Linked DNA regions of Homo sapiens: region 2 is linked to region 1. Evidence: read pairs that join two places in POLR2A ChIA-PET (ENCODE). Cell type or tissue: GM12878. All regions are shown on one strand. Each heading gives the region's core, and the rest is flanking DNA. Links, peaks and the distances in the headings are about the cores only.

Region 1 (15,345 bases), core at 4,943-12,942:
TTTTTTTTTTTGAGACGCAGTCTCGCTCTGTCTCCCAGACTGGAGTGCAGTGGCGCAATCTCAGCTCACTGCGACCTCTGCCTCCCAGGTTCAAGCGATTCTCCTGCCTCAGCCTCCCGAGTAGCTGGGATTACAGGCGCCCGCCACCACGCCCGGCTAATTTTTGTACTTTTAGTAGTGACAGGGTTTCGCCATGTTGGCCAGGCTGGTCTCGAATTCCTGATGTCAAGTGAGCCACCCACCTCGGCCTCCCAAAGTGCTGGGATTGCGCCCGGCCTCCCATAGGCTTCTCTTAAGGGGGAAGGATCTAAGAGTCCTTGTCCCCTCCTAGATGCAAATACTGTCCCTAAGCTCCCGTTTCTTCCTTTGGCTCCAGGACCCTCGAATGTTCAGACCAGCCTCCCACTCTCTCTTTCCAGGCCTACCACGCCTTCCCTCCACATGGGTGCAGGCACATGTTAACCCTTCCTAGATCAGACAGGGTGTGTCAATGGGTGAGGCTGGTGGAGGGGCAACAGGGTGGGGAGAGGGGAAGATGAGTCAGAACGAAAGGGAAAATGCAAATGTGAGAGCTGTGTTCATCTGCTACTCTGAACGTTAACTATTTTCCATTTCTGAGCTTTCCAATTCCTCACACCACCACACCCATATAAAAGACACATAAAGCATCAGTCCCTCTGATATGTATGTACGCAGAGGGAAACACCCTTCCTCCAACACAGAAATACAGAGTCCCTCAAGACAAGGAAGGAGTGCGGAAAGCCCTGAGGGACTAGCCCCAGGGATGAGGAAAGGTACAGGGGTCTGGACGATTACATGGTCACCCCTCTGAGTGTGGCCCCCTCGCTTTCCAGCCCCACATCATGTGCTTGTGACTCAGCTCCCCCGCTGGTTTGCTCATTGATGATCGAGAGAGTTGGAGACTGCTCAAAGGGCAGCATTCTGTGTAAGCCAAATATAGTTGACAGGGAGCATCAGTGGGCTTTCGGGGAACCTAAAAGGGAGGAGGGGCAAGGGAACTCCCCTTTCAGTGAACAAAAGCCCCCAAGAATGGGGAACCCCACCTAAGGATATCCCCTTAGAGACCGCCTCCTAGAATTATCTCCAGGGCCCTTTGCACTGCAACCCTTATGCTGATGACACCCTGAGCACTTCTCTAGCCTCTTCCTGCATTCTTGACAGTGCAACCCAAGCCATCCTGCACTGAGCACAGATGGCAGAAGCAGACAGCACTTTGACTTGGAAGAGTAGGGACACTGCTGGTGCTGTTTTGTTTTTATTTTGAGACAGAGTCTTGTTCTGTCACCCAAGCTGGAGTGCAGTGGCGCCATCTCGGCTCACTGCAACCTCTGCCTCTGGGTTCAAGCGACTCTTGTGCCTCAGCCTTCCAAGTATCTGGGGTTACGGGCATGCACCATCACACCCGGCTAATTTTTTTGTATTTTTAGTAGAGATGGGGTTTCACCATGTTAGCCAGGCTGGTCTCGAACTCCTAACCTCAGGTGATCCACTGCTGGGATTACAGGTGTGAGCCACCATGCCTGGTCTGTTGCTGTTCTTAAAAGTACTCCCCCTCCCTAGACTCAAAAACCTTGCCCCCCCTTCCTCTTCCTGGGCTGACTCGGTAGGAATCATCTGCAGTTGTCTCTCTGGAAAGAGCAAAGAAACAACAGGTTATGCAGACACAAGCCTGTGTCCTGCCAGAGGGTAGAGCAGGTAGAGAGATTAGGTAGGGCATGATTGGAAGGGGAGTATGTGATAAAAGGCAATATGATATCAGCCTCTCAGTCCTTTTTAATACTTATATTACTTTCTTTTTTTTTTTGAGACAGAGTTTCACTCTTGTTGCCCAGGCTGGAGTACAATGGCGCTATCTTGGCTCACTGCAACCTCCGCCTCCCGGTTCAAGCAATTCTCCTGCCTCAGCCTCCCAAGTAGCTGGGATTACAGGCAACTGCTACCATGCCTGACTAATTTTTTGTATTTTTATTAGAGATGGTGTTTCACCATGTTGGCCAGGCTGGTCTCAAATTCTTGATGTCAGGTGATCCACCCACCTCGGCTTCACAAAGTGCTGGGATTACAGGCGTGAGCCTACATGCCCGGCCTAATACTCGTATTACTGAATAAAATTTGAAATCTGATTTTTTTTTTTTTGAGACAGAGTCTTGCTCTATTGCCCAGGCTGGAGTGCAGTGGCGCAATCTCGGCTCACTGTAACCTCCGCCTCCTGGGTTCAAGTGATTCTCCTGCCTCAGCCTCCCGAGTAGCTGGGATCACAGGTGTGCATCACCAAACCCGGCTAATTTTTTGTATTTTTAGTAGAGACAGGGTTTCACCATGTTGGCCAGGCTGGTCTCGAACTCCTGACCTCATGATCTGCCCGCCTTGGCATCCCAAAATGCTGTGATACAGGCATGAGGCACCACGCCTGGCCTGAAATCTGATAGTTCTTATTCTTACTGGTAGACTTGACCAATGGGACACTAAGGGAAAAATGTGCAAGGGGCTCGGGGCACACCCTGGCTGCAAAGTCAAAGCTTCCCAGAAATCCTTGTATCATGAACTTCTTGAGGCACAACCCAGCTTGATGTAACAATGTCAACACAGCAACACAAATACCAATTCTCCTTAAATATTATAATTAAAATCAAACCATCAGAATAGACCAATGGGAGGGATGATCATTTGTTTTGTGAAAAAGTTCTCCCTCTATTTCACTTATTTTAAATATCAAGCCCTCTTCCCAAGCCAAGTTGAACAAGATTCAATTTAGAAAAATTCTGTGAACTCGCCACTCTTCCCGTGAACCCATCTCTTTCCACAAATGAAGGTGGTTAAATTCCCCACAGCATTTTATATAGATTAAGAGCGATTATCCAAATCTTACATGAACTTTAAGTATGTTTACTCTTTCGCCAGGCGCAGTGGCTCACACCTGTAATCCCAGCACTCTGGGAGGTGGAGGCAAGCGGATCATCTGAGGTCGGGAGTTCAAGACCAGCCTGACCAACATGGAGAAACCCTGTCTCTACAAAAAATAAAAAAAATTAGCTGGGCGTGGCGGCACATGCCTGTAATTCCAGCTACTCGAGAGGCTGAGGCAGGAGAATCGCTTCAACCCGGGAGGTGGAGGTTGCGGTGAGCCGAGATCGCGCCATTGCACTCTAGCCTGAGCAACAAGAGCGAAACTCTGTCTCAAAAAAAAAAAAAGAAAAAAGAAAAAAGAAAAAAAAGATGTTCCGTCTTTCTGGTTAAGTACATCCAAGACTTCCAGAAAAGAGTCACCACAAGGAGTGAATTAGTTCCCTTTTTCCCTTAAATTTGTGCTCTATATGATCCAAGAACCAGCTATAGTCATACCCAGGTGAGCTGAATCTAGCCCCTTCATAGCACACACTTTGTGGATTAACTGGAAAAAGAACTAGACTAGAAGTTGGAAAACAGGTTTCACTGCATCCCTTCACAGTGAATGGCCCTTCTCTTCAGCACTCATATGGAGCTAAGTCTTCCAAGACCCTCAATTTCCTCACAGGGGCTGTTTCAAGACCAGTACAGAATACTAGTGTTGACTTAAACCTGGGCAAAGGGTCCCATTTGGACCTCCTCTGGCTGTATCCCTTCGCATAGGCTGAGTCAAAAGGCATCTAGAAAGTGCCTACCCGGAACTGTGAGCTCCCACCTCACTTCTGGACCATGCTCTGAGAACTCAGCACCCTGGATTTCCTGGACCAAATGACTCTGAGGCCCCCTACACAGGACTCAACCCCAGGCCTGTATTCATGAGAGTGGACTCTGACTGATGTACACACACGCTAGACCCTGATTTTGTGTAAGGGATTTGTAGACTGAGCTTGGATGTGCAGGCTAGAATGTGAGACACCTTGAAGTATGGGCCAACACCAGGCATGGGAAGAGACGAGGGAGTCTCTGTCATCTTGCCCAGGCCCCATAAATAATATAGGAACCTACTTTATTCCAATGGTTCTAAATCTCTTAGGGAGTCACCATCAGGTTCAGAATGTCACCCATGGGACTAACTCTTCTTTTTATTGAGACAGAGTCTCCTTCTGTCACCCAGACTGGAGTGCAGTGGCACGATCTTGGCTCAGTGCAACCTCTGCCTCCCAGGTTCAAGAGATTCTCCTGCCTCAGCCTCCTGAGTAGCTGGGACTACAGGCACGCACCACGACACCCGGCTAATTTTTGTATTTTTAGTAGAGATGAGGTTTTACCATGTTGGCCAGGCTGGTCTCAAACTTCTGACCTCAAGTGATCCACCCGCCTCAGCCTCCCAGAGTGCAGGGATTACAAGTGTGAGCCACCCAGCCTGGGACCAATTGTTGACATTAGAAAATGGTAGACACAGGCCGGGTGCGGTGGCTCACGCCTGTAATCCCAGCACTTTGGGAGGCCGAGGTGGGCGGATCACAAGGTGAAGAGATAGAGACCGTCCTGGCCAACATGGTGAAATGCCGTCTCTACTAAAAATACAAAAATTAGCTGGGCGTGGTGGCACGTGCCTGTAATCCCAGCTACTTGGGAGGCTGAGGCAGGAGAATTGCTTAAACCCGGGAGGCGGAGGTTGCAGTGAGCCAAGATCACACCACTGCACTCCAGCCTGGTAACAGAGCTAAGACTCCATCTCGAAAAAAAAAAAAAAAAAGAAAATGGTAGACACTTATACCACTTGGCATATGAATGCATGACAAGAGATTGACAGATTACTCTGAGCCTCATGGCTGGAGAGGTTAACTATCGTCTAGCTTATTCTTTACCCTCCCCTCCTCATAATATACATGCATACCATTAATTGTTCTTTTTTTTTTTTTTTTTTTTTAGAGACACAGTCTTGCTCTGTCACCCAGCCTGGAGTGCAGTGGCACAATCATGGCTCACTGCAGTCTTGACATCCTGGGCTCAAGTCATCCCCCTATCTCAGCCTCCTGAGTAGCTGGGATTACAGGCATGTGCCATCATGCTTGGTGGCTGTCTGCCGAGCTGGGATTAACTGCACACTTCATGTGCCAGCACCCCGGGCCCCCACCACACCATAGAGGGAATGGCCAATTGAGCTGCCCCAATATTAACTGGTTTCGGGGTTAGACTTCCTTGAAGTCCACTCATAAGCCACTCCTTGCACCCTCACCCCTGGTTAAAGAACTCTGGGTGTACTGAAGGCACTCCGAAAGCATAAATACCACTGAACAGCTGAATGAAACTAGGTATCAACACCCTGCCCCATGAGTATAAAAAAGATCATCAGTAAAGACAACCTGGGTGATTTCCTTTATGTTATTTACTTATTTATTTTTGAGACAGAGTTTTGCCCTTGTTGCCCAGGCTGGAGTGCAGTGGCGCGATCTCGGCTCACTGCAACCTCTGCCTCCTGGGTTCAAGTGATTCTCCTACCTCAGGCTCCTAAGTAGCTGGGATTACAGGCATCTACCATGCCCGGCTAATTTTTTGCATTTTTAGTAGAGATGGGGTTTCACCACGTTGGCCAGGCTGGTCTTGAACTCCTGACCTCAGGTGATCCACCTGCCTCGGCCTCCCAAAGTGCTAGGATTACAGGTGTGAGCCACCACGCCCTGCCAAAAACCTGGGTGATTTCCTAAAGAGGAGAATATCTCACACACCTCTTCCTGTGCTCCACTACGATGTTCATCCTCCCCATGCACCTGCCCCGCACCTACAGCCTGATATCTTCATCTTCTAGGAATTATCAGAACAGGCATGGGAAAGAGTGGGACAGGGAGAATGAAAAGCTCCAGACATGACCCAATTCCAGTTTTTTTTTTTTTTTTGAGATGGAGTTTCGCTCTTGTTGCCCAGGCTGGAGTGCAATGGCACGATCTCGGCTCACCGCAACCTCCGCCTCCCAGGTACAAGCGATTCTCCTGCCTCAGCCTCCCTAGTAGCTGGGATTACAGGCATGTGCCACCACGCCCAGCTAATTTTGTATTTTTAGTAGAGATGGGGTTTCTCCATGTTGGTCATGCTGGTCTCAAACTTCTGACCTCAGGTAATCCGCCCGCCTTGGCCTCTCAAAGTGCTGGGATTATAGATGTGAGCCCCCACGCCTGGCCCTGCTTTTTTTTTTTTTTAATTAATTTTTTTTTTTTGAGACAGAGCATTGCTCTGTTGCCCAGGCTGGAGTGCAGTGGTGCGATCTCTGCTCACTGCAACCTCCGCCTCGTGGGTTCAAGGGATTCTCCTGCCTCAGACTCCTGAGTAGCTGGGATTACAGGCACCTGCCACCACACCTGGCTAATTTTTGTATTTTTAGTAGAGACAGGGTTTCACCATGTTGGTCAGGCTGGTCTCGAGCTCCTGACCTGGTGATCCACCCACCTCAGCCTCCCAAAGTGCTGGGATTACAGGTGTGAGCCACCACGCCTGGCCACCCAATCCCAGTTCTGTACAGAGCCACCACAAGGCAATAATACTTCATCCAGCGCAAACAGCTCGGCTGGGATTCAGAATCCTTCTCCCTAGAATCTCCAGAGGATTACTGGCCTAACCTCTTGGCCACATCATCCAACCTGGACTCCATACTGGGAAATCTGCCAAGAACATCTCAACCTGGAGTCCAGAACATTCACTCCCAGCCCAGGCTGGCTCCAAAGACCCCAGGAAACCTTCATGTGCACACTAGTTTCATCTCTTGGCCAGTGACTTCCTACATAACTTTTTTTTTCTTTTCATTTTTTTTCTTGAGACAGGGTCTCATTCTGTCGCCCAGGCTGGAGTGCAATGGCGTGATCTCAGCTCACTGCAACGTTCATCTCCTGAGTTCAATGAGTTCAAGCGATTCTCCTGCCTCAGCTTTCTGAGTAGCTGGGATTACGGACGTGTGCCACCACGCCCAGGTAATTTTTTTTAGAAACCCCGTAGAGACAGGGTTTCTCCATGTTGGCCAGGCTGGTCTCAAACTCCTGACCTCAAATGATCCACCTGCCTCAGCCTCCCAAAGTGCTGGGATTACAGGCGTGAGCCACCGCGCCCAGCCCCTGCATAACCTTTGGAGATCCACAGGCCTCTCCTTTCAGTCACCGGATCCAGGCTCAGTCCAGAGACCCTTGATAAGCTCTCATTGTCCGGAGGCCATACCTCATGCAGAGTTAAGGACCTCCAACTTCCCCACAACACCCTTCCTACTCAGGCTGGCCTCGGGGGCCGTGGACCAACTCAGAGAGCAAGCTGGCTTAGCCTCTGCCAAACCTAGGCCTAAAGGTGGCCAGGAGGCTGCATTTCCAGCCTCTCAAAGGCAGAGGAAAGCCCCAAGGGCTAAAGCCCTCAACCCGCACTTCCCAATCATCAACGAGGTCCAGTCAAGCCCCCATACCCCAGATTTGCCTGGGCCGGGCCCAAGCCCAAGAAAGTAAAGTAAGAAAAACTATGGCACTCACCGGCCCAGACCCTGTTCCTCCTTCCCTTTCAGCCTCACATACACCCAGGACGGCTTAAGGCCGAGTGACCGTTAAAAGTGGGGAATGGAGCGAGGCCAGGGACGCAACGCTCCCGCACGTGGTCACCCCTGGATCCTGAGGCGGACGCTGATTGGCTGCAGCGCGGGCCGCATTCTCCCGCTCAGGCCAGCTGAGCACGCTGGGCAGCCTGGGAGGCACCTAGGACAGCGCCACTCCCGCGCGTCTGCCTCGGACCCGCAGCTGATTGGCTGTGAAGGGGCAGAGCCTTGAGTCTCATTGGTCCATAGGCTTCAGGCCTCTTAGGCTGAGATTTCATTGATTTCCAGCCGGGCCCCAGCGTTGATCTGCTGTGGAGTCTGCCTTTTCCCACTCTCTCCACGAAGAGACTGGACCCTGATTCTCCTTCACCTGAACAGCCCTGGAGGCTCCCTCAGCAAGTGCTCAGGAGTACTACTGTCCTTTTTTTTTTTTTTTTTTTTGAGACAGAGTCTCGCTCTGTCGCCCAGGCTGGAGTGCAGTGGCGCGATCTCTGCTCACTGCAAGCTCCGACTCCCGGGCTCACACCATTCTCCTGCCTTAGCCTCCCAAGTAGCTGGGACTACAGGCGCCCGCCATCACGCCCGGCTAATTTTTTGTACATTTAGTAGAGATGGGGTTTCACCATGTTAGCCAGGATGGTCTCGATCTCCTGACCTCGTGATCCACTCGCCTCGGCCTCCCAAAGTGCTGGGATTACAGGCGTGAGCCACCACGCCCGGCTTTTTAAAAAATTATTATTTCATTTTTATTTTATGAACGGGGTCTCCCTCTGTTGCCGGTGCTGGGGTGCAATGGTGCAATCATAGCTCACTGCAGCCTCGAACTCCTGGGCTCAAGCAATCCTTCCACCTGGGCCTCCCAAAATTCTGGAACTACAGCCGTGAGACACCGTGCCTGACCTGCCTTTCTTGCTTCTATTTTGCCACCCTAAGTAGCTCCCATTTGCAAACCCTGTCACCTTTCTCTCAACCCTTTACCATCTGTGAGGTGTGTAGGGGGTGTGTAGGCTGCCGCCACACCTGATTGGCTGGGAGGCCCGTAAGAGCAAGCCAAGGCCAGGCACGGTGGCTCATGCCCGTAATCCCAGGGCTTTGAGAGGTCCAGGTGGTAGTAGGATCGCTTGAGCCCAGGAGGTCGAGGCTGCAGTGAGCTATGATCACACCACTGCACTGCAGCCTGGGCGACACAGTGAGGCCCTGTCTCTAATAAATAAATAAAAATAAAATAAAAGAGCCAGCCAGGCAGGGCACGGTGGCTCACGCCTGAAAACCCAGCACTTTGGGAGGCCGAGGAGGGCGGATCACCTGGGGTCAGGAGTTCGAGATCAGCATGACCAACATGGTGAAACCCCGTCTCTACTAAAAATACAAAAATTAGCTGAGCGTGGTGGCGGGCGCCTGTAATTCCAGCTACTCGGCAGGCTGAGGCAGGGGAATCGCTTGAACCCCGGGAGGCGGAGATTGCAGGGAGCCTATATCGCGCCACTGCACTCCAGCCTGGGAGACAGAGCGAGACGGCGTCTCAAAAAAAAAAAGAGCCAGCCAGGCTTCGGTGCCTGTGAACAGCTCCCTTTTCTCTCTTGTCCCACTCCACCACGATTGCTGGCACAGCTCACTCTGCCTCGCCTGGAAGCCTGGAAGTGTACAGGGACAGGAAAGACACAAGAGGGGGGCAGTGCCTTGCCCCGTGATTGGCAGCGTGACACTTGCACTTCCAATTCCCACTGCCACCTCGACTGTATGCTCAGCCAGGAGTAACTGCGCGCGGACGTGTCAGCACTCCCACCTCCAACCATACCGCAGAGGGAACGGCCGATTGCGCTGCCCCAACATTAACTGGCCCGGGGGTTAGACTCCCTCCAGCAGGGTTTCCCCCTGGGCAGGGCTTCGGGGCTAACAAGCTGCGAGCTCGCCCCTCGCCAGTCTCCCGAGGTGCTTGTCTGCGGGGCTTCTGGCCCGGCCCCCGCGGCGGTTGCACCGCTGATTGGCTGGCTCCGCTCCTTTCTAAGTGGCTTAGCCTGGGATTCGTTCTCAAGCATAGCCAATGAGACGCCAGGGCGCCTCAAGCAGGCGGGCATGACTCCACCGCTGTCGCTTCTGATTGGCCCTAAGGCTCGTCTTCGCTTTAGATTGACCAGAGAGCAGCGGGGCGGGAGCTTAGTTGAGCAGTTTCAGGCTGCGATGCGAGTTCGGTACCTTCCCGCTGCGCGGAGTGTTGTTGTGCGCGTCCTTCGCAGCCGCTCGCTGAGGAGCTGGAGTGGGGAGGAATGGGGGTGGTCAGGAGACAGGAGAGCACCTCGCGGAAGAGCCTGGGACAACAACCGGAGCTGTAGGTCCTGACCGAGACAGCCTGAGGCGTCCCTGGCCCCGATAGGGAGCGAAACCGCTAAAATGGGGGAAGGGGCCGGACGTGGTGGCTCACGCCTGTAATCCCAGCACTTTGGGAGGCTAAGGCGGGCAGATCACCTGAGGTCAGGAGTTCGAGACCAGCCTGACCAATATGGTGAAACCCCGTCTCTACTAAAAATACAAAAATTAGCCGGGCGTGGTGGGGGATGCCTGTAACCCCAGCTACTCGGGAGGCCCAGGCAGGTGAATTGCTTGAACCCGAGAGGCGGAAGTTACAGTGAGCGGAGATGGCGCCACTACGCTCCAGCCTGGGCGACAGAGCAAGACTCCATCTCAAAAAATAAAAATAAAAAATAAAGTAAAAAAGGGAGAAGGACTGGCACTGTGGTGGGAGTAATAGCACCTCGTGTTTACCGAGCCCTTTCCATGTGCCACGCTTGTGCATCAACTCGTTGAAACCTAAATAACCCCGTGAGGGAGGCGATTACTATGCCAGGTTAACCTCTGAGGGTCAAAGAGGTGAAGTCGTTTATTTAGGGTCCCGCAGCAGTTACGGGCATTGCTGGAACTCGAACCCTGCTGTGGTGAGAGCCCAACCTTCAAGCTACACTATGATTAAGTAGGATTGATTTTGTAGATGGGGATGGGGTCTGATCACATTGGCCCTGGTTTTGGGAAAATGGACTGACATGTACAAAAAGGTATTTTATTTATTTATTTATTTATTTATTTATTTTTGAGACAGAGTCTTGCTCTGTCGCCCAGGCTGGAGTGCAGTTGTGCGATCTCAGCTCTCTGCAATCTCCACCTCCCGGGGTTCAAGCCATCCTCCTGTCTCAGCCTCCCGAGTAGCTGGGATTACAGCCACCTGCCACCATGCCCGGCTAATTTTTGTATTTTTAGTAGAGACGGGGTTTCACCATGTTGGCCAGGCTGGTCTCGAACTCCTGACTTCAAGTGATCCTCCTGCCTCGGCCTCACATAGTGCTGGGATTACAGGCGTGAGCTACTGCACCTGGCCTAGAGAAAGGTATTTAAAAAATCAGTCTCATAATATCTTTGCTTTTTTTTTTTTTTTTGAGATAGGGTCTTGCTCTCTTGCCCAGGCTAGAGCACAGTGGCAGGATCATGGCTCACTGCAGCCTTGACCTCCTGGGGTCAAAGGATCCTCCCACATTAGCCTCCCAAGTCGCTGGGACTACAGGTGCACAACACCATGCATCACTAATTAATTAATTTATTATTTATTATTATTATTTTGTAGAGATGGTCTCACTATGTTGCTCAGGCTGGACTTAAACTCCTGGGCTCAAGGGATCCTCCTGCTTTGGACTCCCAAAGTACTGGGATTACAGGCACGAGCCACTGTGCCAGGCCCCAGACCAGTTTTAAGTGCTTTACCTACATCATCAGATTGACTCTTCATAGTAAACTCTATCGGATATTTACTGTTATTATTCTCATTTGACAGATACAAAAACTGAGGTTTGGCCTGGCACAGTGGCTCATGCCTGTAATCCCAGCACTTTGGGAGGATGAGGCGGGTGGATCCTTTGAGGCCAGGAGTTCGAGACCAGCCTGGCCAACATGGTGAAACCCTGTCTCTACTAAAAATACAAAAAAAATTAGCTGGGCATGGTGGCACATGCCTGTGATCCCAGCTACTGGGGAGGCTGAGGCAGGAGAATCACTTGAACCTGGCAGAGGTTGCAGTGAGCCGAGATCGCGCCACTGCACTCAAGCCTGGGCAACAGAGCAAGACTCCGTCTCAAACAAAACAAAACAAAAAAACAAAAACAGGTTCAGAGAAGAAACTGATTTTCCTAAGATCTCACTGGGAGTAATTGTCAGAGCTGGAATTTGAACTAGGCCTGTTGCAGTCTGACTCCAGAGCCTAAGCTCCTAAACATTTTTATACACTGCCTCCATCCTGCCAACTACAGTGACCACAGTGCAGACACACATGGTCCCAGGGAATCCCCAGCCACTATAGGAAACAGAATGACGCCAACACGCATTGGAATAGGCAGCCAAGGCTCACAGAGGTGAAGCTCCTCATCTCAGCTCACACAGCTAGTCCATGGCTGAGCAAGGAGTAGAATGATGCAAGACCTGAATCCAAGCCTGAGTTCTTCATCACACCTCACACTGTGTTTTTCCTATTTGAAAGATGAAGAAACGAGGCCGGGCATGATGGCTCACGCCTGTAATCCAATCACTTTGGGAGGCCAAGGCGGGTGGGTCATAAGGTCAGGAGTTCGAGACCAGCCTGACCAACGTGGTGAAACCCCATCTTTACCAAAAATACAAAAGTTATCTGGGCATGGTGGCGCATGCCTATAATCCCAGCTACTCAGGAGGCTGAGGTAGGAGAATCGCTTGAACCCGGGAGGCAGAGGTTGCAGTGAACTGAGATTGCGCCACTGCACTCCAGCCTGGGAGACACAGCAAGACTCCATCTCAAAAAAAAAAAAAAAAAAAAAACCGGCTGGGTGCTTGATGGCTCACACCTGTAATCCCAGCACTTTGGGAGGCCAAGGCGGGCGGATCCAGCTTCGGTTACTCCCTGAGGAGTAACCGAAGCTGGAATTCAGACCCAGATCTGCCTGACCCAGGAGATCACCCCTGAACCACATTACCTTCAGGAAGTGCTTGTCTGGTAGATCCTGGGTTGGATTGGTTGAGAAGTCCTCTCACTCAACAAGCCTTATTTACAGTTAGTTCATCTTGTCCCAACTTTGACCCTAAAGGTGGTTGGGAATATACTTTACAGCCTCAGAACCTTTGGAGTTTCTCACTGATTCTCACTGAGAAGCCCTAGTGATAATTGCTACAATTTTTTATTATTCATATTTTTTCCTTTTTTTTTTTTTTGAGACAGAGTCTTACTCTGTTGCCCAGGCTAGAGTGCAATGGCACGATCTCGGCTCACTGCAACCTCTGCCTCACAGGTTCAAGCGATTCTCCTGTCTCAGCCTCCCGAGTAGCTGGGATTACAGGCATGTGCCACCACACCTGGTTATTTTCTTTCTGTTTTAATAAGCTGGTCTACAATACAGGTTTCCTGTGTTTTGTTTTTTTAGAGATGGGGTCTTGCTGTGTTGCCCAGGCTGGAGTGCAGTGGCTATTCACAGGTGCGATCGTAGCACACTGTGGCCTCAAACTCCTAGCCTCGGCGATCCTCCTGCCTCAGCCTTCTGAGGAGCTGGGACTACAGGCACATGCCAACATGCCCAGCTAATTACTACAAATTATTGAATCCTTTTTATGGGCCAGGAAGGCATGAGAAGATGGAGTGAGGGACCCTGGGCTCTGGCAAGATGGTATAGGAAGGGTTGTTGGCTTGGCTTGGGGGGTTGGACTGTAAGATTTGGAGAGTTAAATGTCTGAAAGAAGTAGAAAAATAAATAAAAAGCCCCTGCCTTCAGTTGCTTATTGAGCAACTCCCCATGCCAGATCCTACACTAACTAAGCTTAACTGTACACTGAGAAGCAGAGAGCCTTGCAGCCTAGGTAGCTGAATGCTGGATCCAAACTGTCTGCATCATATCCTGGCCCTGTTATTTACTAGTTGTGAGACCTTTGGCAAATTGCTTAACCCCTCTGGGCCTTAATCTCTTCATCTGGGCATATTAAATGGTCATATCATAAATGGGCATATTAATAGTACATATTGGCCAGGCATGGTGGCTCACACCTGTAATTCCAGCACTTTGGGAAGCCGAGGTGGGCGGATCACCTGAGGTCAGGAGTTCGAGACCAGCTTGGCCGACATGGTGAATCCCTGTCTCTACTAAAAATACAAGCCTGTAATCCCAGCTACTCGGGAGGCTGAGGCGTGAGAATCGCTTGAACCCAGGTGGCAGAGGTTGCAGTGAGCTGAGATCATGCCACTGCACTCCAGCCAGGGCAACAGAGTGAGACTATGTCTCAAAAAAAAAAAAAAAAAAAAAAAAGGGCTGAGTGGCTGAGTGCAGTGGCTCATGCCTGTAATCCCAGCGCTTTGGGAGAACGAGGCAGGCAGATCACCTGAGGTCAAGAGTTCAAGACCAGCCTGGCCAACACGGTGAAACCCCATCTCTACTAAAAATACAAAAATTAGCTGGGTGTGGTGGCAGGCACCTGTAATCCCAGCTACTCGGGAGGCTGAGGCAGGAGGATCGCTTGAACCTGGGAGGGGGAGGTTGCAGTGAACTGAGATTGCACCACTGCACTCCAGCCTGGGTGACGGAGCGAGACGTCATCTCAAAAAAAAAAAAAAGGTACATACTCCCGGTCGTGGTAGCTCACATGTGTAATCCCAGCACTTTGGGAGGCTGAGGTGAGAGGATTGCTTGGACTCAGGAGTTCAAGACCAGGTTGTGCAACATGGCGAATCCCCATGGCTACAAAAAATACAAAAATTAGCCAGGTGTGGTGGCACACACTTGTAATCCCAACTACTGGGGAGGCTGAGGTAAGAGGATCACCTGAGCCCAGGAGGTAGAAGCTACAGTGAGCCATGATTGCAACACTGCACTCCAGCTTGGGTGACAGAGTGAGAACCTGTCTCAAAAAAAAAGAAAAAAAGTGTGTACCTCTCAAAGTCATTGAGGGGATTAAATGAACTAATAGAGCAGTGGTATTTCTTCTTCTTTTTTTTTTTGAGATGGAGTCTGCCCTCCAGGCTGGAGTGCAGTGGCGCGATCTCGGCTCACTGCAACCTCTGCCTCCTGGGTTCAAGCGATTTTCCTGCCTCAGCCTCCTGAGTAGCTGGGACTACAGGCGCGGGCCACCACGCCCAGCTAATTTTTGTATATTTAGTAGAGACGGGTTTTCGCCATGTTGGCCAGGATGGTCTCGATCTTTTGACCTTGTGATCCACCTACCTCGGCCTCCTAAAGTGCTGGGATTACAGGCGTGAGCCGAATAGTGGCATTTCTTCTGTTCCCCAATGCCCTGTAACCGAGTTGTTTCCTTGCAATCAGTGTCATCTGCCTTGGCTGTGGTGTAGACCCTGAAAATTAAGGGATCATGGGAAAGCCTGGGGGCAGTGTGTTCCCAGAAGCAGTAGCAAGCGCAAAAGCCCCAAGGCAGGAGTGAGCTTAGTATATCTGAGGTACAGCAGGAAGTCCACCTGGAGCCAGGCAGCTGACTAAGACTCAGGAGCTCAGCTCAACGGCACGAGTGTTCATAACAGATGTGAAAATAACCCTGTACCTTTCAGAGAACAAAGGACTTTCCCCAAGCTTTGATCTCTGGAAAAACCCCAGACCATGATTACATTTGAGGCTCAGTGTCCACAGTTGCACAGGAATGAAGCTTAGAATTCAGGTCTTCTAGCTCTCTAGGGCCCATGCGTCAAGGTCAAGAAACTTACTTTCACTCAAATATTTATTAAACTCCTGGCCAGGCGCAGTGGCTCACACCTGTAATCCCAGCACTTTGGGAGGCCAAGGTTGGCTAATCACTTGAGGTCAGGAGTTGGAGGCCAGCCTGGCCAGCATGGCAAAACCCCATCTCTACTAAAAATACAAAAATTAGCC
Region 2 (15,345 bases), core at 3,523-11,522, 500 kb after region 1:
ACGCCCGGCTAACTTTTTTCGTATTTTTTTTTCAGTAGAGGTGGAGTTTCATTGTGTTAGCCAGGATGGTCTCGATCTCCTGACCTCGTGATCCGCCTGCCTCGGCCTCCCAAAGTGCTGGGATTATAGGCGTGAGACACCGTGCCCGGCCTAGTTTTTGTATTTTTAGTAGAGATGGGGTTTTGCCATGTTGGCCAGGCTGGTCTTGAACTCCTGACCTCAAGTGATATGCCCACCTCAGTCTTCCCAAGTACTGAGATTACAGGTGTGAGCCCCCAGGCCCGGCCTAAAATGCTTTATTTCTTGTCTCTCCTTTCTTCATTCCTTTCCCCCTTCCTTTCCTCTTTTTCCTTTATTTCTTCATCTCTTTTATTCAAGGCAATAAACATGATATTAGCAATTGCTGATGTTAGAATGGGCTCACAAGTATCCCAAGTCTTCCTCGCCCAGCCTCTGTTGATTCTCAAGTACATACCACGATTCCCCCCATTTCACGGACATGGTGGGAATGCCAGGGCGGCTCCTCCCAGCTGAGTCCCCAGTGCATTTGGTTTGCTCCTGTCACTGACACCCGTGGTGTTGTGGCCACTGAGGCTGAAATCCAAAAGAGGGCACCAGAAATGCATCGAGAAAGTGCCCACCCTTGAGGAAATCTGATGTTCGATTTGTCCTTACTCTGCAGTGATCTTTTTTGGTGGGAGGTTCCTGGAGGTGTCCCCATTGCCTTTCATGGGGTCTCCTCTCTGTGCCTAAGTTTCCCCCTATGTAAAATGGGGTTAGCACTGGTACCTACCTCATTCTTATTGTTGGGAGGATTAAACTGTAAGGAGTGCTTAGAACAGTGCTTTGGCAGCATGTGCGTCACAAATGTTTCCTGTTGTTGGTGGCGCTGTTGTTATTAGACCCTGGCTTTGGAAGCTGGGTCAGACACCTAGCAAAACCCTCTGCCTGGGTGTGCCCACGGGGACTGTTCTGGGCCGCAAGCTTCCAAGCTGAAGCCTGCCCTGCAGGCAGGATGTCCGGCCTCCAACCGCAGCCTCCAAATCTTGATCAACAACTCTGATTTTATTGCCTCTCTGCCCAGATATCATCAGTGGGGGCATGGACGCTTACATGAATGCTTGGGGTCTCATAAGGGGCACTCTGCAGATTCCAAGATTCACAGCTTCTGGCCTCATGTCCTGACTGCCCCCCACTCCCAGCCCCTGGTATGCTGGTGTTGCCACAGTGTCCAGCCACCTATCTCTCCTCCACCACCTCTTCCTTCCTCCAGAGGCAAGCAGTAGTCACATTTCTGTTGTCATGTGTCTCTCACAATTTCCACATTTTTTTTTTTTTTTCAGAGACAGGGTCTTGTTCTGTTGCCCAGGCTGGAGTGCAGTTGTGCAATCATAGCTCACTGAAGCCTTGAACTCCTGGGCTCAAACAATCCTCCCACCTCAGCCTCCTGAGTAGCTAGGACTACAGGCATGCACCACCATGCCCTGCTAATTTTTAATTTTATTTATTTATTTATTTTTTCATTGAGACAGAGTTTCGCTCTTGTCGTCCAGGCTGGAGTGCACTGGCGCGATCTCGGCTCACTGCAATCTCTGTCTCCCATGGTTCAAGCGATTCTCCTGTCTCAGCTTCCTGAGTAACTGGGATTACAGGTACCTGCCACCATGCCTGGTTAATTTTTGTATTTTTAATAAAGACAGGATTTCACCACGTTGTCCAGGCTGGTCTCGAACTCCTGACCTCAGGTGATCCACCTGCCTCAGCCTCCCAAAGTGCTGGGATTACAGGCATGAGCCACCGTGCCCACCTAATTTTTAATTTTTTTTTTTTTGTAGAGACAGGGTCTCACTATGTGGCCCAGGCTGGTCTCAAACTCCTAACCTCAAGTGATCCTCCCACGTTGGCCTCCCACATGGTGGGATTACAGGCGTGGGCCACCACGCCCAGCTGCCTCTGCATGTCTTAAGGAGATGTTTATGCCACTGATTTGTGATTGTCAACGTTACCACAGAGCCCTTCTCTGTTGACTTCCTGCCCTGGAAGGGGAGGAGTGGATTCAGACCACTCCCCTTCTGATGTAATGATGCCACGCAACCTCCCTGGTCTCAGGGTCCACATCTGTGAATGAGAATAACAGTATCTATCTCAGAAGGTTGTAGTGAGGAGTGAACAAATTCATTCACACGAAGCACTGAGAACGGGCTTTGCCCACAGTACAGGCAGTGTGTGAACTCTCACTGTTGTTCATAACTATGATCATCATCACTTTTATTTTATTTTATTTTATTTTATTTTATTTTTTGACACGGAGTCTCACTCTGTCACCCGGGCTGGAGTGCAGTGATATGATCTCAGATCACTGCAACCTCTGCCTCCCGGGTTCAAGTGATTCTCCTGAGTAGCTGGGATTACAAGCATGCGCTGTCACGCCTGGCTAATTTTTGTATTTTTGGTAGAGATGGTGTTTCACCATGTTGGCCAGGCTGGTCTCAAACTCCTGACCTCAGGTGATCGATCCACCTGCCTCAGCTTCCCAAAGTGCTGGGATTACAGGCGTGAGCCACCGCACCTGGCCCCATCATCTAGATTCTACAATTGTTAACATTTTTCTGTATTTACTTTATTACATATCTATCAGTCCATTCCTCTATCAAGTCATCTGATTTTTTAAAAATGTATTTTTAAAGAAGGTTAAAGAATTTTAAAGCAGACATCAGTACTCTTTACCCTTAAACATTTCAGGATTCATATCACCAACTGGAGTTCAATGTTTGCAGTTATCTTTGAGATTTTATAAATTTGCATGCAATGAAATGCACACATATGAAACATCCATTTGCTGAATTTCTTAGTATTGTCATTATTATTTAGAGATGCGCTCCCACTCTGTACCCCAGACTGGAGTGCAGTGGTGTGATCATAGTTTACTGCAGCCTTGACCTCCTGGGCTCAAGCGATCCTTCTGCCTCAGCCTTGAAAGTAACTGGTACTACAGAAATATGCCACCACGCCTGGCTAATTTTTTTTTTTTTTCTCCACAGGGTGAGTTCTATGCCTGGGGAATTAAAACAATTTTTTTTTTAAAAGAGATAAGGTCTTTCTGTGTTGCACAGACTGGTCTTGACCTCCTGGCCTCAAGTGATCCCCATGCATCAGCCTCCTCAGTAGCTGAGATTACAGGCATGAGCCACTGTTCCCATCTCCATTTGCTGAGTTTTGACCAATGAATGCACTTATGTAATAAGTATACGCTTCTGCTTTAGACTACAAGCCCCTGTTAAGATAAAGAACATCTCCGTGACCCCTGCAAAATCCCCTTATGCCCCTTCCCAGATAATCCCCACCTCCACTCCATCCCCAAAGGCAATCATGGTTTTGATATTTTTATACCTTTACTTTAAATTTTCAGGATGGATGACAGGTGTGTGCTGGGAGGGACCTTAGTTAAATTTTGTGATTGGCGGCTAGAATTGAAAAAAAACAAAAACAAAAACAAAAAAACAAAAAAATACCTCATTGCGGCCAGGCGTGGTGGCTCATGCCTGTAATCCCAGCACTTTGGGAGGCCAAGGTGGGCGGATAGCTTGAGGTCAGGAGTTTGAGACCAGCCTGGCCAACATAGTGAAACCCCATCTCTACTAAAAATACAAAACTTAGCCCAATGTGGTAGTGGGCACCTGTAATCTTAACTACCTGGGAGGCTGAGGCAGGAGAATTGCTGGAACCAGGAGGTTGTAGTGAGCTGAGATGGCACCACTTTACTCCAGCCTGGGCAACAGAGCAAGACTCCATCTTAAAAAAAAAAAAGAAAACCTCGTTGCTCCCTCCTGTGGAATATGGATACCTAATTAACATGATCACATACAGCAATGACTGGCTTGGAGGGGAGGAGGCATCCTCAGTGCTGAAAGGTGGGACAATGTCCACTGAGGGCTCTGGTCCTAGCACTGAATGAGCCAGGCTCTTTCAATTCCTGGATAAGCACTTGTTCACCCATTGTATGTGGACCACTTACCCTGGCTGCCTCATGTAGGATGCTGTTGGCTGCAAGTAAGAGAAGAATAAATTCCAAACATCTTAAAACAATAAGGATGCCAGGCACAGTGGCTCGTGCCTGTAATCCCAGCACTTTGGGAGGCCGAGGCAGGCAGATCGCGAGGTCAGGAGATTGAGATCATCCTGGCTAACACGGTGAAACCCCGTCTCTACTAAAAATCCAAAAAAATAACTAGGCATGGTGGCGGTCGCCTGTAGTCCCAGCTACTCGGGAGGCTGAGGCAGGAGAATGGCGTGAACTCAGGAGATTGAGATCATCCTGGCTAACACGGTGAAACCCCGTCTCTACTAAAAATCCAAAAAAATAACTAGGCATGGTGGCGGTCGCCTGTAGTCCCAGCTACTCGGGAGGCTGAGGCAGGAGAATGGCGTGAACTCAGGAGGTGGATCTTGCAGTGAGCCGAGATCGCGCCACTGCACTCCCGCCTGGGGGACAGAGCCAGACTCCATCTCAAAAAAAAAAAGCAATAAGGACACGTATTATTTTACAGAACTGCTGGTCCCCCAAAGGCGGGGAGGTTCTCCAGGGGTCAATGCATCAGTTGAATGATGTTCTTATAGACTCAGGCTCCTCAGCATGTGGGCAATGTCATCCCTCACGGTGGTAACGTGGCTGCCACAGCCCCAGCCATCATTTCCTATAGGTGCAAAGCATCACAACCGTATACTTCCTCTTGCTAAAATCCTACTCTACCCATTTCCTTTCTGTATTTTCAGTGTTTAGCCTCTCTGATTCTGCTCTTACTACTAACTCATGAGATTTCAACTCATGGCGACTATAGGTGCTCCGAAGTGCTAATGAAAGAAATTGCAGAAAGAAAAGAAGAAAAATGATGTCTTTCTCTGTGGCTTCAGAATCATCCTCAGCATCATAAAACTCTGTTTGCAAATATTCTTTGCAGGCCGCAGGGACTTCAGAGATCATCAGTATGTCTTGTCAAAGAAACTTTAACATTCCAGCATCTGTGATTCTGGGACTAATACTTAAATTGCATGTAGATTCTGAAAAGGATAAATATTTGTGAATTTTTTGTTAAACCAGAGGAATATTTTTACTACCCCCTCTTCTTCAACGTGGATGAAAGAGAAAGCAAAAACACGTGATGCTGTTAGAACTCTGCTCTAGACTAAGAGTTTGAGAGCCCAGCTTAAGCCAGCAAATGCCTCCTCACACTGCCACATTCTCTCTGCGAGGAAAAGAAAAAGTTTATTTCTCTTACATTATTATTTTTTTCTTTTTTTGAGATAGGATCTCGCTGTGTCACACAGGCTGGAGTGCAGTGGTGTGATTATGACTCACTGCAGCCTTGATCTCCCAGGTTCAGGTGATTCTCCCTCCTCAGCTTCCTTAGTAGCCAGGAATACAGGCACACACCGCCACGCCTGGCAAATTTTGTGTATCTTTTTAAAATTTTTTTGGAGATGGGGTCTTGCTATGTTGCTCAGGCTGGTCTCGAACTCCTGGGCTCAAGCGATCCTCCTGCCTTGGCCTCCCAAAATGCTGGGATTACAGGTGTGAGCCACCACACCTGGCCTCCTACAGTACTTTTCTTTTTCTTTTGAGATGAAGTCTCACTCTGTCACCCAGGCTGGAGTGTAGTGGTGCAATGTCCACTCACTGCAACCTCCGCCTCCCAGGTTCAAGTGATTCTCCTGCCTCAGCTTCCTGAGTAGCTGGGACTACAGGTGCACACCACCATGCCCAGCTAATTTTTGTATTTTTAAAAATAGAAATGGGGTTTCATCATGTTGTCCAGGCTGGTCTCGAACTCCTGACCTCAAGTGATCTGCCCATCTTGGCCTCCCAAAGTGCTGGGATTACAGGCCTGAGTCAACATGCCTGGCCTCCTACAGTACTTTTTAAGAGCAAAAACATTTTACCCCAGATGCCTTCCACTAGCCAGCCCCCAGCAGACTCCCCCTCCAAGTCAGTCACTGCTGTGACTTCTCCTTGGCCAGGAGTGTGTCCCAGCCTTTTCCAGAACCAATCACCAACAAGAAGACAGGAGAACTATGCCTGGCTTAGATCACTCAGAGGCTGAGGGTACTTTTTCTGAACACATGGTCAGAGCTAATAAACAGGCTAATAAAATTAAGGCTCTGCTTACAAAGAAGTAAAGGAAAATGGGCTTGCTTATTAATAATGCAGATTCCCAATTCCTGCTGCTAGTTGCACGGCTGCTTCTGTAGACACTCTGCCTCCGTCTGGCCTGGCACTTTGATCTTGTTTTTATGCCTCAGGATGAACGAACCTCAAACACCCAGGCTTCTTAGAATAGAAGGTCCTAGAGGAGGAGTGGTTTCTGAGAGAAGGAAGCACCTGCCCGCATCTCTTAAAAGGAAAGTACCTAAGCTTGACTGCCTGCTTATCTTTGAGGTTTTATTATCAATCAGGCCTTCTGGCACAAGTGATTAAAACCCAAACTAGCTTAAGTACAAAGAGAATGTATTGGTTCTTAGAATGGAAAGTCTCGGATTTCAGGTATGGCTGGATCCAGGTGCCCCTGCAATACACTCAGGATTATGCCTCTCTCCCTCTCACCTCTGCTGTCCTCAATATTGACTTCATTTTCATGCAGCAAAGATGACCTCCAGCAGTTCCAGGCTTAGAGCATAGCAGATAAGTAACCATAGCAGAAAAAGAAACACCACTTTCCCAATAGTTCCAGCAAAAGTCCTGCAGCTGTCTCTCATTGGCTTTACTTGGAATGGCGTGTTCATTTCTGGATCTGGGAAATGTAGTTGGCTGTGTCCGAATCACATAGACTAAGAGCAGGGGAGGCTGGTTCCCAAAGAAAATGAGAAGGGTAAACGAATGCCCGTCAGGCTAATCTCTCTCTTGTGTGTAGAGAGAGCCCCGGAGAGCATCAACCTGTCCTGTTTTACCATGAAGAGCATTCAAAAGCTAACAGGGTGATAGGGGTTTAGTAAGTTGGGAGTGGTCAGGGAGAGGTCTTGGAAGAGACAGTGTTGAAAGCAAAGCCTTGAGAGATAAGAAGTCAGTGTTTTAGGCGGCAGGACCTGTGAGGGCAAAACACCTGAGAAAAATCAATATTTGACAAATGAGTGGCTAAATGAATGAATGAATGAGTGAATGATTAAATGAATGAGTGGGTGAATGACTATAGACAGACACTGTAGACAAAGAGCCCCATCTTCTTGCTCAGAAGGACCCACCAGCCCCTGTAGTAATGGGAGAGCTGGAGTTGGGCTGCAGACCTTGCAGGGAAAATGGAGAGGGAGAGAAGGAGGAGGGGAGAGGAGGGAAGGAGGGAAAGAGCCACTCGGACTCCGCAGGAGCCAGGAGGAAGGGCCAGATGGACCCTACCTGGGAGACTACATCCAACGTTTCTCTCCTTGAGGGTCCTGGGCTGCCTGGAAACCCTCCCCTCTCCACAGCCTCCATTCCCTGCCCCTTCCCTCCCCCGCCTTACTCTCACTTCCTCTTTTCTGTTCCTCTTGCATACCAAGCTAGCTCTCGTCTCAGGCCTTTGTGCTTGCTGTTCCCTCTGCCTGGAACACCCTTCTCTAAGAACTTCACAGCCCTCAGGTCTCAGCCAAGAGTCCCCTCCACCAAGCAGCCCTCCCTGACCACCCCAACTGAATTACCCATCCCTCTACGCCCACAGCCTCTTCCAAATCACACCACCCTGCATACCTTCCTCTCTCTGAAAATGTCATGTTTGTGAATCTGTTGTGGTCACAGTTGTCACCCTGTCAGAGGCGTTTGAACCAGAGCAACCCCATCTTGAGTAGGGGCCAGGTAAAATGAGGCTGAGACTTACTGGGCTGCATCCCCAGATGGTTAAGGCATTCTGAGTCACAGGGTGAGATAGGAGGTCAACACAAGATGCAGGTCATAAAGACCTTGCTGATAAAACAGGATGCAATAAAGAAGCCAGATAATACCCATCAAAACCAAGATGGCCACGAGAGTGACCTCTGGTCGTCCTCACTGCTACACTCCCACCAGCGCCATGACAGTTTACAAATACCATGGCGATGTCGGGAAGTTACCCTCTATGGTCTAAAAAGGGGAGAAATGAATAATCCACCCCTTGTGTAGCATATCATCAAGAAATAACCATAAAAATGGGCAACCAGCAGTCCTCGGGGCTGCTCTGTCTATGGAGTAGCCATTCTTTATTCCTTTATTTTCCTAATAAACTTGCTTTCACTTTATGGACCTGCCCTGAATTCTCTCTTGTGGGAATCCAAGAACCCTCTCTTGGGGTCTGGATCGGGACTCCTTTCCTGTAACACTATTATTACTGACTTATGAATATTCTAGGGTTGTTGCGAAGTCTGGGTGCGAGTCAGGCACAGTGTTTACCTGCTTGGCCCTGCAGTGTCCAGCCAGGTTCGTGGCCTCCTGCCTCTGTGACCCTGTTCAAGTGACCTCCCTGCTCTGGGACTGTCTGTTCCCCCATAATATGGAGACCTCTATATTGCTCTTCTATACCTCATGTCTGTCTTTTACACACACACACACACACACACGTGTGTGTGCATGGCTGTGGTGCAGGTTTAATGACCTCATGCAGATGTCTAGAGCATGGTTCTAGGCAGAAAATGGAAAAGTATTTATAATATAATTAGTTCAACCAGCTACAATATAGACAGGGGTTTCCTGGCAGGCCATGTGACTTCAGTAATGGCCTGGGTCTGGCTTCGCCTTTAACCCTCTTCCTAGCCTCCCCTCAGCTCTCAAGGGTCAGCTAGGGGCCATCGCCCTGCATGTAGGGAGGCTGGACGGCAGAAAGCATGAACCCCATGATGCTCCCTGTCCTGCCCTGCCCATGCTGTCACCAAGTGGGGCAGCTAGACTGAAAGGGCTTCCACAACTCTGGGGTGGGCACCAACAGCCAGGGGAGCTGGAGATTGAAGGGTAACATTGCAGACTGGAATAGGAAGTTCCCTGGCCTCCAAGCCAGGCCTCACTAGGACTCTCCTGCCCTCAAATCTGGAAGCTCAGTGTCTTCACCCTTTAGGTCTCTGGGGGATAGGAGACAGAGACTTAGGAGGGTCCAGGGGAAAAGAATTTCCAAGTAATAACATGGAAAATAAAACAAAGCTACTAAACCAAAGGATATTGCTATCAACCACAGTAGCTTTCACACTTTTGTTGTTAACTGTAAGAGAGTCATTTGACATCACAACCTAGAATATATACTTTGAACCAAAAATAAAATCCTGAGCCCCCCAACTAACTAAGTGGACCCCCTTCTGGGCCAAAGGGACCCCAGAGACATCTGAACAACTGAATTCTAGCCATGAAGAAATGGGAGGTGCACATGCCTCATTCTAGCCCCTCCCTTCTGGAGTTTAGGCCCAACTGACCAACATTAACATTAAAATACAGATCACAGGACTGACAGAGTAGACTCTTTATGGCAATCAGATCCCAAATTCCAAGCTGACCCTGGTCACATGTTCTCTGAGCGCTGCCACTTAGGAGACTTCATCTGCATAACAAGGGCCTTGTCTTCTACAACCCCTTATGTTAGCTCAAGCATTCTTTTCTAAGGACTTCTTCAGTCTTTAGGCAAAGCTTAACTCTTCCAACCAAATGGCAATCAGAAAGTCTTTGAATCCGCCTGTAAGCCCTGTTCCCCACCCTCTGACTCAAGATATCCCACCTCTTTAGGCTGAACCAATGTACACCTTCCGTGTATTGATTTATGTCTTTGCCTGTAACTCCTGTCTCCCTAAAATGTATAAAACCAAACTGTAACCTGACCCCCTCAGGCACATGTTCTCAGGATCTCTTGAGACTGTACCCCAGGCCATGGCCACTCTTATAGGCTCAGAATAAACCTCTTTAAATATTTCACAAAGTTTGGCTTTTCTGTCAACAATACACACTCACAATAAGAGTTTACCAAAGTAACACTTACTTAAGGCTGGAGACAAACTCTGATACTCTGAAATTTCTTTTTTCTTCTACTTAATTCCATTTCAGAAAAAAATTGCTGGTTAGGACCTTCTAAATTGATCTCATGAACCACTAACGAGTCACTACTCACAGCATGCAAAGCTCTAATTACACACTAGAAAGTATGTTTTAACACCAGGGGAAAATGGGAAAGTTTTACTCATAGAATATTCCTTTGCATTACACTGAATGTATTTTACTTGATAGAAAATGCTGTACTTTTGCTTAAAGCTAATTTCTACAGCAGACAGATGGAGAGTATACCATGGATAGGCACAGGCAGAGGAGGCTCTGCTTTCTGGGCCTAACTTCATTCATTCATTCCACAAATCTGTACCAGGTGTTGGAGGGTCAGCAGCAGTGGCGTGCTGTATTAATCTGTTCTCACACTGCTAATAAAGACATACCTGAAGGCTGGGTGCAGTGGCTCACGCCTGTAATCCTCGGGGAGGCCGAGGCGGGAAGATCATGAGATCAGGAGACCGAGACCATCCTGGCTAACATTGTGAAACCCTGTCTCTACTAAAAATACAAAAAATTAGACGGGCATGGTGGCGGATGCCTGTAGTCCCAGCTACTCGGGAGGCTGAGGAAGGAGAATGGCATGAACCTGGGAGGCGGAGCTTGCAGTGAGCTGAGATTGCGCCACTGCATTCCAGCCTGGGCAACAGAGCGAGACTCTCTCTCAAAAAAAAAAAAAAAAAAAAAAAGACGTACCGGAGACTGGGTAATTTATAAAGAAAAGAGGTTTAATTGACTCACAGTTCAGCATGGCTAGGGAGACCTCAGGAAACTTACAATCATGGTGGAAGGGAAAGCAAACATGTTCTTCTTCACCTGGTGCAAGAGAGAGAAGTGCTGAGCCAAAGGGGGAAAAGCCCCTTATAAAACCATCAAATCTCATGAGAACACACTCGCTATCATGAGAACAGCATGAGGGTAACCTCCTCCATGATTCAGTTACCTCCCACTGCGTTCCTCCCCCTGACACATGGGGATTATGGGAACTACAATTCAAGATGAGATTTAGGTGGGGACACAGCCAAACCATATTATGTGCTGAAGCCAGTTTATCCCAACTCACAAGAGCCCTTTGTTAAGTTTTTCAGGAGTTATGGTTGAACTCACATTGGTAGCTTGAAATCAGTCGTGGTGGAAGATTTATACTACGGAATCAGCAACTCTATAAGTCAGCATCCCCCAGCCCCTACAAGGGTTGTCAAACCTTTATGAGCACACTGCTAGTCAGCAGTGACCAAGACCTGGTCCCTGCCCTGGCACAGGCTGTCCTAAAAGGACGGGGGCACACTTTACTCAACCACAAAAACACATATAAACACGTGCCTTATGTGTGCTATGTTCTATACACCTGCTATGAAGGAGAAGTATAGGAATTCATGAGAGAAGATAACAGAAGGAATTCGAACAAGGCTTCTCCAAGGACACGAAGTTTGAGCAGAGACTTAAAGGATGAGGGGATTTAACTAGACAAAGAATGCGGGGAACAGTATTTCAATGAGAAGGAATAGTGTGTACAAAAGACCAGTGCTGAGAGAGGATGGTGAGTCTGCACAGCATAGCTGGAGTGGAGAGGATGTAGCAGCAGAGTGAGAGATGGAGATACCAGGCTGCAGATGTGAGCATCCCGGCCACGCGGGATCTGAGGCAGCACGAGGCCTCTGGTTTTTATGCAAAGAGCAATTCTCACAAAGCTACTCCCGCATTGCCATGCCCTCTTTTACACCTCGTCCTATCGGATTCTGCAAACTAGATTTATGGTGCAGATTGCACTCACTGTCCTCTTCACAGATGCAGAGGAGAGGAGACATCTCCATCTCCTCCTGACATGACTTTTGCTAACCTGCATTTTAGAAGTCAGCCTCTGAAAGGTCAGACGTGAACATGATAAGAAAAAAAAAAATCCACAGCACTGAAAAGCTCATCATTTCACTGGCAGTAAAATAAGAAGCATTTACTTTATAGTTTTTCTTCAGCCTAAAGTGAGCTTTGAGGTGATGTCAGGAGGTAATTAAGGTGGGAGCTAATCAGCCCACACCAAGAAGATACTTTGAGGGCAGCCAGGAAAGCCTCCAAGTAACAATCGAAGAAACCAGGGGTTGGCGGTGAAAGGGCACAGCTGCTTCTAGCATCTGCTAGTCTTACAGTGAGAGAAACAGAGCTCCACTTACCTGTGACCACAGAGGGCAGGAGGACTGTTAGGTGGCAATTATGAGGGGGCACTTCTAGCCCAAAATAAAGAAGGTCTTTCCTGACTAGCCAGAGGCAGGACCCCTCCCATTCAGCATTGCAAGAGGTTGTGCTTAGATAACCTGGACGGGTCCAAATTGGGGGATTCAATGTCTCCCTCTCCCATTCCCATGCCCGGGAAGTCATCTCAGCCACTATTGTCAGGAAGCGGTGGACACTCCCTTCCTAACAATGCTTCTTGCTTGTTGTATAACCTTGAGGTGGCTGCCTAAGCTCTCTGATCTAAACTAAACTGATCATCTAAAACTGGGGGCAGCTGGGCACGGAGGCTCACACCTGTAATCCCAGCACTTTGGGAGGCCGAGGCGGGCAGATCACTTGAGGTCAGGAGTTTGAGACTAGCCTGGCCAACATGGTGAAATCCCGTCTCTACTAAAAATACAAAATTAGCCGGGCATGGTGGCGGGTGCCTATAATCCCAGCTACTCAGGAGGCTGAGGAAGGAGAATCACTTGAACCCGGGAGGCAGAGGTTGCAAAGAGCCAAGATCGCACCACTGCAGTCCAGCCTGGGCGACAAGAGTGAGACTCTGTCTCAAAAAATAAATAAATAAAACGGGGGGCAATTTTAGTAGCCACCTCATAGGGTTGTTTTGAGGATTATAAGGTACAATGTGTATAGTGTTTGAAGAGCATCTGGTGCATAGTAAGTCCTCGACAAAGTTAGCTACCATCGGTAATAGTATTTCCAGCCTCCCTGCTCTTCCCCCAAATCAAACACACCTGAGATATGAGATGGGCGTTAACAAATTCTTTTACTGAAAGGTCAGTTTATTAGTTTTTACTCTGTTGCTAGTGCCAGAACCCCGATTTCAAATTGACTTAATTAGAAAGACAACAATAACAATGACAAAGATGGAACTTAATGGTACACATAACTAAAAAGTCCAGCTATATTTAGCTTCAGACATAGTTGTATCCAGGTGCTCAAAGGATGACATGAGGAGTGTCTCCCTGTCCCTTCTGCCAGTTCAATGTGCCTCTGTGTTGACCTCATTCTCAAACTGACTCCTCCCTTCTGGGGGAAACAGTGGCCACCAGCAGCTCCAGGTTCACATTCTACCATCTGAGCAACCCAGACAGAGGATCAGCAAACGTCCTAGAATTGGGTCTCAGTTCAGTGTGACCATGAATCTGTCCCAGAACCAAGAACAGTCACCAGGGTTACATAGATTCCCATTTCCCAGGCCTGGGACATATGTCCATTTCTAGAGCTTGGAGAGGGGATCGCATCTTACTTAAATCATAGGGGCTGAACATGGGTAGAAGTGCGCCCTAAAGGAAAACAGGAGTGCTGTGACCCAAAGAGGAGAAAATGGTAGCTAAGCAGGGTGCAGCAACATATGTCGCCTATAGTCATGCAGATCTCTTCTTGGAGGGCTCAAGGATGTGACTTTACCCACCTTTCTTGCCCCCCCTAGGCTTGGAAAAGGAGGTGTCTGAAGTGCAAGCTACTCTCTCCTGCTCCCTTTTTCTCTTCTCAGCCTCCCTCCAACAGCCTTCTCTTTGCAGCCCTCCTGTCTGGGGTTCTTCTACTTTCCTGTGAAATTCCATCCTTGCATTTCTTTTTTTAATTGAGACTTCAGTCAGATAATAACAGAAGCTCTCCTCCAGCCAGCTCTCCTATTCTTAAGGGGTCATACACATATTCCAGGCTCTGGTTGTGAAGTGGCTAGAATTTGGTGCCTGGATCAGTCAGGATTGAATCACAGGTGGGGGGCTGAAGCACCACTAAGATATACCTATAGACTGATTAGCTGCTACAAAAGGACTTGTTACTGGATTTGATCTTATGCAATTTAGGGAGCTGGCTAAATGGTCTCTGTCAGGTTGTTATCTTTGAGTCAGATGCTGGAACTGAACCCCATAGGTGCAGGAAGTCAGGAAGGGAAGATGGAGGAAAGGTTGGGGAGAGCAAAGAACAAGATGGAACCAACATGCATAAGCCGGAGTCCACAAGGACAAACCAAACCCCATGTGAGTTCTTTTGTAAATTTTATTTATTTTATTTTTTATATTTTTGAGACAGGATTACAGTCTGTCACCTACACTGGAGTGCAGTGGCATGATCATAGCTCACCGTAGCCTTGACCTCCCGAGCTCAAGCAATCCTCCTGCCTCAGCCTCCCAAACAGCTGGGATGCCAGGTGTGCACAACCACACCTGGCTAATTTTTCAAAATTTTTTGTAGAAATGGGGTCTTGCTGTGTTTCCCAGGCTGGTCTCAAATTCCTGGCTTCAAGTGATCCTCCCACCTTGGACTCCCAAAGTGCTGGGATTACAGGCATGAGCCACTGCGCCCAGCCCCATTTCAGTTCTTGTTGCCTCCAACCTTGGTGGTGTGGGTATCCTGGTGGAGCCAGGGTCCTTTATCATGGGGCAAAACACATATATCTGGCCCCATTTTAATATTAATGCTGGTCAGTTGTGCCTAACTTCTCAAAATGGAGGGGCTGAAATGAGGCACGTCTGACCTCCCTTCCTGTCATGGCCGGGAATTCAGTGTTTCAGGTTTCTCTGTGATCCCCCTCAGCCAAGAGGGGGTGTGTTCAGTTGTTTGGGGGGTTTAGGATTTTAGTTTTGGTTTACACTACTACAGTTTTTTATTTCTGGACACATAATCATGGCTGGCATTTATAATTATGTTTACAGTTACCTTTCCCATTACCTATTCCATATTCGCTTTGCCCTCAGCAACTACCTCATCTGGTTGGATCTTTGCCTGGTAGGGTGACCTAAACCCTCACTTCGGAAGGACCTGAGCCATTAGCAGCCCTGTCTCAATTGAGTTGCAGTAGTTTTCCATTGACTTCAATCACAAGACATGATAGTACTAAGAGACACCCTAGACCATATTCTGTATTCCAGACATACTCTTTATACTCAATTTCCCTTTGATACTCAGAATTAATTGCCTTGGCCAGTACAGTGACCTCCCCTGTGGCCTGTTGATTCAGTGGCATGAGGAGCCCAAAGTAGCCAGGGGGCAGTCTCAACTTCCAGTTCACTGGAATCATTGTTGTGTCTGCTGGTGGAAGCATCACTCCCTTTGGAAATAGGACCTCTAGACCAGAAGAACCTAGAGTT

Evidence for each region. ChIA-PET counts read pairs that join two places held together with the same protein. Peaks named below come from ENCODE experiments on the same cell type or tissue, not always from the same donor. Only the 100,000 strongest peaks of a DNase experiment are listed, where the experiment ranks them.
Region 2: POLR2A ChIA-PET joins it to region 1 with 6 read pairs; 1 of 35 experiments calls an interaction of 5 or more read pairs at or near these places.

The regions. Positions count from the first base shown.
Region 1 is chr19:35,696,691-35,712,035 of GRCh38, reverse strand. It overlaps ZBTB32 (zinc finger and BTB domain containing 32), which reads right to left and starts at 7,478. Exons shown (of 7, transcript NM_014383.3): 1 at 7,413-7,478. RefSeq lists enhancers at 427-896, 9,699-9,938. In GM12878, for the core only: no CTCF peak of the experiment used is centred there; a DNase peak (open chromatin) is centred at 9,565; H3K4me3 peaks cover 1,822 bases; H3K27ac peaks cover 1,542 bases.
Region 2 is chr19:35,197,646-35,212,990 of GRCh38, reverse strand. LOC105372379 (a long non-coding RNA gene) reads right to left here and starts at 7,870. Exons shown (of 3, transcript XR_935938.2): 1 at 7,715-7,870; 2 at 6,599-6,838. RefSeq lists enhancers at 503-1,314, 7,211-7,380, 8,356-8,873, 8,874-9,391, 9,392-9,909. In GM12878, for the core only: no CTCF peak of the experiment used is centred there; DNase peaks (open chromatin) are centred at 6,400 and 7,560; H3K4me3 peaks cover 1,318 bases; H3K27ac peaks cover 3,037 bases.